Regions from separate parts of the Mus musculus genome. Here regions 1, 3 and 4 are each linked to region 2. Evidence: chromatin loops called from intact Hi-C (ENCODE). Cell type or tissue: heart. All regions are shown on one strand.

Region 1 (2,500 bases), 400 kb before region 2:
TAACTGGCTGCTAAGCAACTTCGGAGATGCCTTTTCTTCGTTTGTATGTAACCTAAAAGGCAGGGTCCTGGGCTTCAGAAGGGACACCGAGGCCCAGGAGAGGAGGTGATAGCTCAGTATGATGAAGCAAACGGGAGGACACAATCTAGACAGGAAAGCAGCTTGAATCACAACATTTGAGCCTTGCCAATCCCACCCCACCCCCACACCGAAAACTCAGCTGCTCTTCCAGGCCCACTGTTTCTGGTCCTAGGACAAGATCCTCCAAGGTCAGTCCAGACACCTGGAGGTAGGGAATCTCCTACCTTCAGCGTGCCTCACAAGACTCCGGGAAACCTAAGTCACATGGTCCAAACTGCACAGCTCCGGAGGCAGGACTAAACAGAGCCTTGGTGGCTGGGCTCCAAGCTGGAACTGGAGGAGGGACGATGGAGGGAGGGGTGAGGGGCGTCCATGTTCTATTCTTCAAGAACAGTGGGCTGCCAACCCTGTAGCCTAGAGCAATGTCTAAAATCCTGTCACTAAAAAATGTGGGGGTGGGGGCTGAGCTAATCCACTGCCTCATTGTCACCTGCATCCCCCGACCCCCACCCCCACCCCGTCCAGATGAAGACATGGACTGGGGAGTAAGACGGGGAGGGGGAGTGCTCTCCTCAAAGGTCCCGGTCCTGCAGGCTGATGGCTTCTCAGCGTCCTCAAGCAGACCTTGACCCCACTCACTGCTTTGAGATCTTGTGAAATTGGCTGGAGCTGGAGGGAGAGGGGTTGAGCCTTCCTTCATCTCTATCTTCTTTCTTCTGTGACCCAGGTCTCCTGGGTCAAGCATGAGCAGTCACTCAAAAGACATAAGTGACTCAAAGTGGGGAGGGATCGCCCCAGGGCTTGGGACTCCAGGGAAACCCTCCTGGAAGAGAAAACACTTGGGCTGAGCATCCCAGAGTGGTCGTAGAGGAATGGACAAGACAGAGACCGACAAGGATATCTAGGAAGATGGAAGAGCAAGTTGAGGATCAGAAGCAGGAGCCACAAGAGGCATGGCAGTGGGGCAAACCCCAATGACCTTGGAGTCTGAGAGTCAAAAATGGAGACTCTGAGTGGTGCCAGGGTCAGACAGGAAAGGAAGGACAACTTGGATGTCCTTGTCTCCAAACCAGCAGAGTAAATTAGGTCAGCTGTGAACTACTATATAGAACTGTGAACTACTATATAGAACCAAGAAATGTTTACTCTCGCAAATGGAACAGAGAAGAAATGAAGCCGGTGCCCATTCCCTAGATGAAGAATATGTATTATCCATGCCTTGATCTGGCACGAGCAGTGTGCCCATGTGACAGAGCACCCACATGGCTCTCTGTGGACACCATCCCACTCTCTTCTTCCTCTATTTCCCTCTATTTAGCTTCTAAATCCCCAAGACTGACCAGCCAGAATTTCTACATGAACCCTGCAGTCACACATCAGGCCACAAGGTGGCACTCGGGAGTCAGGCAGGCCATCGTCCACAGACTAGCCAGCTGGGCTCTCAATGCTTGCAGAAGGGATTGCTAAGGGTCCTGAGGATGGCCAGTGGGGAGAATAAGCGTTGGGCAGTAGAGGCCCATGATATTCGTGCCATTTTTTCAGTGCACGCCACCCCACCCCACCCCACCCCACAATGTTTTGTTGTGAGTTTTTGTTTGTTTTGTTTGTTTGTGACTGGGTCTCATTACATAGTCATTACTGGCTCTTCAACTCAGAGATCCACCTGCCTCTGCCTCCCGAGTGCTGGGATTTAAGGTGTGTGCCACTATCTTGTTTTTTGAGACTGGGTCTCTTTTTGCCCTGGGGCTTGCCTGATTAGGCTAGGCTGGCTGGAGAGAGACTCCCAGGGCTGTCTCTGCCTCTCCAGGGCTGGGTTCACAGCACACACCACCACACCCAACTTTGTGTAGGTTTCGGGATCAACCCCAGGTCTTCACACCTATGCACAACTTTACCAACTGAGCCACCTCTCCCCACCCTCAGCTGGGAGCCCTGGTGTACTCCAAAGCTGAATGCCACACTCCTGTAATCCCAGAACTCAGAAAGCTGAGGCAGGAAGACTGTGAGTCTGAAACGAGCCTGGACTGCATAGTAAGTTCAAAGCCATCCTGAACTACATAATGAGACACACACACACACACACACACGCGCGCGCGCTCAAAAATCCAAAGACAGCCAAAAGGAAACGGGTTATGGGCATGGGTGGTGGGCATGTACAGCAGACAAAAGACAGCATTTCTACAAGAGGTTTCTGCCATCTCAGCTGTCACGGCCATGAGCATCTGCACGGAACAGGGTCCTTGCTCCTGCATCTGTGGAAGGCTGCTTCTTATGCAGCCAATGTTAGTGGAGAATGTGGGTTGGCTGCTTTGCTTTATAATATGCCTGACCAAACTCTGAAGAACAATAACACCTATGACCATGGCAATCACAGTAGTGATGGCTCCTCTGCTCATGAGTCAGTCTCTGGGTATTATCT
Region 2 (2,500 bases):
ACAAGAGTCTTCTGCTGCAGGAAGAGCCCTGGCTTGGCCTTCTCCTTCTGGTGGTCCCCAAATGGACAGTCAGATTGAAGAAGGAAGCTAGACTTGAGTCCACCTCAACCCCTGAGGCCAGCTGCTACCTTGGTGGCATTTATGTCCCAGGGGGATTCCAAAGCCTTGCTTGGAGCAGTAGGTAGGTGGTCCATTGCTTCCTGCTGTATGCTTAGCTGTACCCAGAAGGGAAGATGAAGACTTCAGGAATGGCATTACCCTACTGGACAGAGGCAGACAGAGAGTCTGTTCCACGGAGTTACAGACACAGGGCTGCTGTTGCCAGCAGATAAATGTTAATATTAGTGGCTGAGGCTAGCTCAGAACTGCATTCAGAGATCTCAGGTCATCTGTGACAGGTGACACTATCCTATGATTGCTGTCACCAGCCCAGTACTCTCTTGATGGCCCTTGCCTTCCAGTGTCCCTGTGTGATTGTCTGCCTTACATAGCAGAGTCCTCCTAGCAACGGTGGTGGGCTGCTGTTGGACCTGGTGAAGACAGTGGGGCAGAGGGCCAGGAGCTTGGAGAAGCAGGCAGCAGGAACACCAGGCGGGCATCTCATGCCACAATGTCCCTGGTGTGGGAGTCAGGAACAACTTTAGCACAGGGCAGCTGCCTCCTAGCAATGTTGTGATGAAGTCTCATACCTGCCTTATGTCTTCAGAAGAGCTCATCCTGTCTGGCCACAGGCCAAAGTATAGGAAGTGTGGACATTGCATTTTAGGCTCAGGTGTGGCTTGGAAGAAGTGGTTCAAGCTCCTGAGCTAGGGAAAGGTAATCAAGCCTCTTTCTGAGCCTTCGCTGTGTTCTTGGGCACTGATCCCTCAGCCTCGTAGGTTCCACTCATGGACCTCATCTTAGAGTATAGGATGGGACCTGGGTTCTTATGAGACTCCATGAATGCACAGTTGAGCTCAGAGCAGCTGTTTGATATCCAGGAAACTCTGAGCTGTGCCTGAATCTGGGCTGCCGTTCCTGAGAGCCAGTCAGGTGCTGTGCTGTCCAGCATCCAGGGTAGATCACAAGATTGCTTGGCTCCGGCTCATCAAGTCAGGGAACTCAGGACATTTTCTGCTTGAGCTGAAAGGTCTGAGAAAGTGGCAGAGTGTGTGCCCTAGTGGATGTCGTGCTAAGCTGCACTCCCCCCACCTCCAACCCATACAGCAGGGAATAGGGGTTCTACTCAGGCCAGGCTCTTTACCCTTTCCCACTGTTTAGTCTTAGAGATTTTTCTAGCAGGGCTCTGAGCTTTAGAGCCTACATAGTCTAAGACAATACAGAGGCCAGGCCCACAGATGCACATGCCAGGAGGGAAGCCGAGTGCTGCTCACTTAACAACACCAGGCCTCGTGAGCCAGGTTGTCCCACTCAGGCCCAGCACACCATGGTCAGCTCTAGAAGGTGGGCCTGGAAGAGACTAGGAAGGCAAAGGATCCCAGCTTAGGCCTTAGCACTGACCTTGGGCAGGGGACTGCACTGACTGACTCTGTGGGCAGGGGACTGTACTGACTGTGAGCAGGGGACTGCACTGACTGTGGGCAGGGGACAGCGCTGACTCTGTGGGCAGGGGACTGCACTGACTGTGGGCAGGCGACAGCACTGACTGACTCTGTGGGCAGGGGACAGCACTGACTGACTCTGTGGGCAGGGGACTGCGCTGACTCTGTGAGCAGGGGACAGCACTGACTGACTCTGTGGGCAGGGGACTGTGCTGACTCTGTGGGCAGGGGACTGTACTGACTGTGAGCAGGGGACTGCACTGACTGTGGGCAGGGGACTGCACTGACTGTGGGCAGGGGACAGCACTGACTGTGGGCAGGGGACAGCACTGACTGTGGGCAGGGGACTGCACTGACTGTGGGCAGGGCACTGCACTGACACCCCCTTGCAGCCTCCGTGCATCTCTTGTGCAGGCAGATCCATCTACCTGTCCCTTGGGCCAGAAGTGCTCACCCTGCCTTTGCCCTCAGGAGAGCCTGTGGGGCAACAGGCAGGCATCAGTGCAGACAGATGTGAGGACCCTGGCCTTCCAAGCCAGAGGGTAGGCAGTGGGAAGGGAGTGGAGGGTACTCTTGAGAGCGGTGGGACTGAATGTTCTTTGAACCTCCCCAGAGAAGAGACAGACATAACAACAGAAACTCAACTCCTTTTGTGACCCACAGGGTCAGAATGCTGTGAGCTTGGGGACCGGGGCCCAGTGACTGGGAGCCCAGGAAAACAGGCCCCTCTCTTCGAGGCTGCCATGCTCACTGATCTGTGTTCCTTTTCCAGGCAGTAGTGAGAGCTCAGAGTTTAGTGAAGAAATGTCTGCAGGGCTGGAAAGGTGAGTGTGGCCTCAGCAAGGCCTCTCAGGGCCCAGGGAGCTGGAGTCAGGGGCCCCTCCCCAACCATTCATGACATATGCATAATTACATGGTCACACCTCAGTGTGCACATAGTAAACACTAATCTCACACTT
Region 3 (2,500 bases), 60 kb before region 2:
TACTTGGAAGAACCCATGTGGAGAGCACTGAGCTAGCTTTGGAACTTGTGTTCTCAGTCTTCCTCAAAGGGATCTTTTTCTGAGTAACAACACTGGCCTCTGGGAACTCTCCTAATCCCACAGCAGAGGCAATAGCTGACCCGTGACACGGATGTCACAGGGAGAGGGGAGGGATCAGCAGAGAATTTCTGTTTGGAAATGTTATCTCATGCTGAAGCGCTTGCTTTCAAGGGACTGACTCTGTATGTGGCGCCTGCTGTGTCCCCTCACTAGGCTGTTCAGAAAGCAGGTCCTCCACAGTCTCTCAGCCACATCCTGCTGGCTGGAGACCTGGGATCCATCTACTGTATCCTTGGGCGCAGAGGGAAAGTCAGGGCAGCACTTTGCCCCAGTCCTACCGACAGAAACTTGTGGGTGACATGTTCTGTCCCGCACAGGACGCCTCTGCTCCTGGCACGCTGGCAGCTCGTGCTGCCTGGCCCAGGGCACTTTCTGAACTGAGGCCCCCACTGCCTCAGGTCCGCATTACATCTGCTTCTGCTGTAGCATAACTCTAGCTGGCTGGGTGTGCAGGAGTCCGGAGCTTGAACACAACTTGCCCAGTCCTACACTGCCCTGCGACTCTCAGCCTGCTGCCCTTTCAAATCCGCACCTACACACATGCACATACCCGGCTACCAGCCTGTGTCCGACAGCCAAACCGGCTCACCCCAGAGGCTCTTTGTCTGAAAGAGGTGAGTGGAGCTCACCGATGAAGTCCTCAACATCCCAGCCCAGTGTGCTTGTGCCTCTACACCACCCTGCCCAAGTATTCACAGTCCTCTGCCTGGTCAGATGCTTGATTCAGCTCTGAGCAAAAGCAAGGTTTGACCCCTGTGGGGTCCAGCTGCACACGGAAGCTGGAGGAGTCAGGGTTGCCCGTCTCAAGCCCCTCTTCCCCTGGCTGCTGCAGTTGAGAGCTGACCCCTTACCTCTTCTCTCCTGCTTGGCCCTGGAGCAGCGCTTCACATGCCTCACGGTGCCATCAGCAGCACAGCCTGGCCGTGGCCTCCAGGAGAGGTCCCGAGTCTCAGGCTGGACTGGCCGCCGAGCAGCCCTGCCTCACTGGCCTCAGCTGGCAGCAGTCTATGCTCTCTGAAGCTCCTAGGGATGAGGCTGGCTCTGGTGTCACCGGGGCTGCTCCCAACCTGCTCTCCCTCACAGTGTGGTCCGCAGCTGCCTTAGTGCATGCTTCTTGCAGGTCCTGGGTCCAACAACACCACTCAGGGCTTGGGGTCCATCCCCAGGCCGACAGCAGCAGCCTCAGTTGAACTCCCAGGTCCTTTGTGGAGCCTTTACGTGCCGCCAGAGGAAACTGTGAGCACAGCCTGACCCTGGTTGGCTGCAGGCACTTCTCTCCGCCCACCAGTGCAAGAGGATCCCCCAGGCCCCAGAAAAGCTCTGGGCCTCCCCTCAGCTCCAGACAGGGGCGGGCCGCCTGGTGATGTCACACTAGCTCCAGCCCCAGCTGGCCCAGCCCCTCCTGCCTGCTTTGGCGGCCTGGGCGGGGCCCCCTCCTTCTTTGGCACAGGAAGGCTGGCCAGCTCTGCTCCTGGCTCACCAGCCTGCTCCACTCCCTGAAGGCTGACGTTGCTGGGGTGCCCTGTGTAGGCAAAGCGCTTCCACTGGACTCGGGTAACGGACTTGAGCAGCTGCGGCTGTGCAAGCAGCTGCTTGGGAGGCCAGGGAGCCCTGCTCACTCTTTCTGTGGATTGCCTTACTAAGTGTTCAGCATCTTCTTTCCAAACCACTTCATCCCTGCAGAAGGCACTGCTAATGTGGCAGTGGGGTAGGACAGTGAAAGTACCATGACTGGGTTGGGAAACTAGAGGAAGACTGTTTGCCACTCCCTGAGCTTCCTTCTCTACAGCATAAGTGAGCCACATTCCAGCAACACTGCCAGGTTCACCAAGGTCACCTGGGAAGGTCCGGTTACAGGATCAAGGACGGTGTGCCAGGTGGGCAGGTGGGCTGGACTTAAATCCAAAGCCCCTGCTATGTGACCCTGCCAGCCTTAGTTCTCAGCTGTGACTTGGGTGAACACGTGGTAGAGTCCCTGGGAGCTGTCAGTTGTGAATGGTCAAGAGAGTGGAGTGAGCGCTAAGACTGGTGGCTCCGAGTAGAGAAGGACAGGGCCTTGGTGCCTAGGCCACATCCTTCAGATGCATCAGGTCTGTTGAGCTGGCAGTAGAAGGCCACTGGCATCCTGCAGGGGTGTAGAGAGGGGGAGACCCCAAGTCCCATGCACAGGCTCACCCACTGCTTGATATTAGTGATGTCTCTTCTTTGAAAAGTGTTAGTGGTGGTGGTAACATTTAGGTACGAACTAAGAGGAAACTTTAGTGGCCCTCTCTTACAGCAAGTCAACATGGGATATTTTCCTGATCTCTAAGGAGACAGACCCACTGTGGCTCCCTCTCCTGAGACTGCCACCTTTTATTCAGGAAACAAATTATTTTTT
Region 4 (2,500 bases), 78 kb before region 2:
CAAAATAAATACTACTGCTCTACTAAAGTGCTCAGTGTTAGTTGTTGCAGGCCGGGAAGCATGCGCCCACTCAGGTTTCCAGCAGGCAGCTAGGCAGGAGAAATGGGAGTTTTAAATGGCTTAGGAAAGGGGTGGGGCTGGGGGTGGAGCTCTGAGGCAGAGCTCTTGCTTGTCATTCTCTGGGCCCTGGGTTCAACCACCAACACCATAGGGGAAAAAAGAGAGAGAAAGAGAACAATGTTTAGGCTAGCAGGGTCCTGGAAACCTTACTGTGTAGAGCTGAGCAGCCCTCTGTGCTCCAGGGCTGGAGTCGAGCCTCCTTCCCTGGTGTTGCTGTTGGTAGCCTCCAGGGCTGCCTGGGTGAGGTAGGCACAGATCGGATGAAGGCTAAGTGCAGACACCACAGAAGAACTGATCAGACCCAGGACTCTCAGTCCACAAATGCTTAGCAAGTGGCTGGTGCTCCTGTGGTCAGCCAGTCTATGGACACTTTGAGAGGAAGGGAGCAGCTTCATTGCTCTTCTTAAGGAACCTCTGTTGGCTTTCCCTGTTACCTTTTTATCTCTCACATGCTCACAAGGCTCTCTTTAGCCTCTGGTCTGCCATTTTACTCTGGAGCTGGACCGCAAGCCACTTGGCATGTAATTTGTGGCATTTTGGCCTTTTTCTCTGTCTGCAACAGGACATTTGCCTAGCACTGAGCCTGGTCTTTATGGTTTCCTGACAGTTGCTGACCATGGCTGAGAGCAGATTTGCAGGGCTTCAGCCCTGCAGGGCCTTGTCACCTCTAGAAAGCCTTTCCCATCTCCAGGACGTCTTCATCCTGCCTAGGCTTCTCAAAAGCCTTTGTATATATTCCTGTTGGAGTATAGCATGAGCGTCTGCTCCACATCTCAGAGAGCCTGTCACCAGGTAACCAGACATCTGCCTCCTAGGCCATTTCACCTTTTCCTCAGAGCCCCAGATTCAAAGGCAGCTTGGGCTCAGAGATCTGGCACTGGTGCTGACAGCTGACTCTGGCACCAGACTCCTCCCTTCATTGTCTTGTTACCACGCATCAGGGTTGTGTGAGGTCTGTCCCCAGCAGATGGCAGTGGGCTCTTGTGGGAGCAGGCACCTCTCAGGGCAGTGAGTCTGTGGTAAGCAGACAGGTAAAAGTCCTTCCCCAGTCCACCTGCCACCTGTGCATCTTCACATGAGCGTAGTAAGTTATAGCTCTCTCAGCTCGAGAACCTGAAAAGCAGAGGCCTCCATGGCAGATGGTCATCTGTATCCAAAGCAAACCTTAAAACAAAATCATTTCTGTGGGAATGTCTGTAGCAGACCGTGTGCAGTGGAGGCCCTGAGTGTCAGAGTAGTACCACGTGCTGGCCGTTGGTGGTCTTTTAGAAACTACCCCTAAGAAAATCACATAGGCCACTCAATCTCAACATAAAAGGAAAAGAAATTAATTACTGTCTTTGTCATTTAAAATAGTATTTGATTTTTCCTATCAATTTATTCTGTGTATACAAAATCTTAAAATATTGTATCTAAAGAGGTCAGGATGACTTAAGAAGAGAGCACGGGTGACACATGTGCTTGGGGTCAGCACTCCATCTCCTCTGAGATTCAGGTTTTGCCAAGGCACTCTGGACCCAGTCACCCCTGGGACACTGAAGTTGATGGGCAGTCAGGAAGGAACCCTCTCTGTGACCCATGAGCAGGTCTCTCAGCCCTCCTTAACAAGTGTCTGCCATTTCCTTCATCATATGCCTTGGCCGGCAAGCTTAGTGAGCGTGATGGTTTAGATACCAGCGGGACAGTACTAGCTAGCTAGTTCTGCTTTCTCTTTTCAAAAAGGAATTTGGCAGCCTGCTGTGACTGTACTGTAGAGGCAACCAAGTAAATTCACCACAGTGATTGATCCATCTGTGTAGCTACAAGTTGGCCACCGAAGCCCAGTCTCCAGGATTTTCTCGAATACTTCTGGCTTGCCAAATGCCAAACTATTGGGATTCCCATGCCCTGAGATGCCAGATGTCTAACTTCTAACAGCCACAAAGTTGATAGTTTATCTCCTGCAAATAGCCAGGGCCTTTAGCCACTGTCATCCTTGGAACGAGGCCTGAGGGGTGGAGGGATAGCTATGAGCCACACTCAAAGGCCCTTTGTGATCAATTCCACAGACCTCTGGGGGTGGGGTTGCAAGGAAGATGGCCCCGGAACCGCCTGCCTCTAGTGGCTTTTGTTTAGGAAGAAACTAACAAGGAATGTTCTTTGAAATGTCGGCCGTAATGGGTTTTGGAAATCTTAACTCATTTAAGAAAACATTTTAGGAAAAAGCAAGTATAGTACAGGGGAAAACACACACAGTCCAGAGGTGGAGACCAGGTGGCCTTCCCCTCAGTCTCCATGGCCCCAAAGGCTAAGTCAAAGTCAGAGCTAGCCAGTACCCCTCACCTGCAGCATCACTCCCCGCTCTGCCACCTTGGGACCAGTACCTTTTCTCTATAGTGAT

What was found. Peaks named below come from ENCODE experiments on the same cell type or tissue, not always from the same donor. Only the 100,000 strongest peaks of a DNase experiment are listed, where the experiment ranks them.
Region 1: it touches region 2 in a loop (5-fold over the local background); 2 of 42 quality-filtered maps call a loop at or near these places.
Region 3: it touches region 2 in a loop (3-fold over the local background); 11 of 42 quality-filtered maps call a loop at or near these places.
Region 4: it touches region 2 in a loop (2.4-fold over the local background); 5 of 42 quality-filtered maps call a loop at or near these places.

Annotation. Positions count from the first base shown.
Region 1 is chr2:33,557,418-33,559,917 of GRCm38, reverse strand. No RefSeq gene overlaps it. Among named protein-coding and RNA genes, the nearest start is that of Gm39789, 3.2 kb to the right of the region's middle. In heart, a CTCF peak has its summit at 1,467 (motif pointing right); a DNase peak (open chromatin) is centred at 1,460; H3K27me3 peaks cover 2,095 bases.
Region 2 is chr2:33,155,153-33,157,652 of GRCm38, reverse strand. Ralgps1 (Ral GEF with PH domain and SH3 binding motif 1) reads left to right here. Exons shown (of 20, transcript NM_175211.5): 14 at 2,314-2,365. Among named protein-coding and RNA genes, the nearest start is that of Gm13528, 19 kb to the left of the region's middle. In heart, a CTCF peak has its summit at 1,174; a DNase peak (open chromatin) is centred at 1,067; H3K27ac peaks cover 1,593 bases.
Region 3 is chr2:33,214,925-33,217,424 of GRCm38, reverse strand. All of the region lies in intron 8 of Ralgps1 (Ral GEF with PH domain and SH3 binding motif 1), which reads left to right. Angptl2 (angiopoietin-like 2) reads right to left here and starts at 1,464. Exons shown (of 5, transcript NM_011923.4): 1 at 972-1,464. In heart, no CTCF peak of the experiment used is centred here; DNase peaks (open chromatin) are centred at 324, 1,464 and 1,904; H3K4me3 peaks cover 2,079 bases; H3K27ac peaks cover 2,500 bases.
Region 4 is chr2:33,233,601-33,236,100 of GRCm38, reverse strand. All of the region lies in intron 8 of Ralgps1 (Ral GEF with PH domain and SH3 binding motif 1), which reads left to right. All of the region lies in intron 2 of Angptl2 (angiopoietin-like 2), which reads right to left. Among named protein-coding and RNA genes, the nearest start is that of Angptl2, 19 kb to the right of the region's middle. In heart, a CTCF peak has its summit at 1,083 (motif pointing right); a DNase peak (open chromatin) is centred at 1,046; H3K27ac peaks cover 1,260 bases.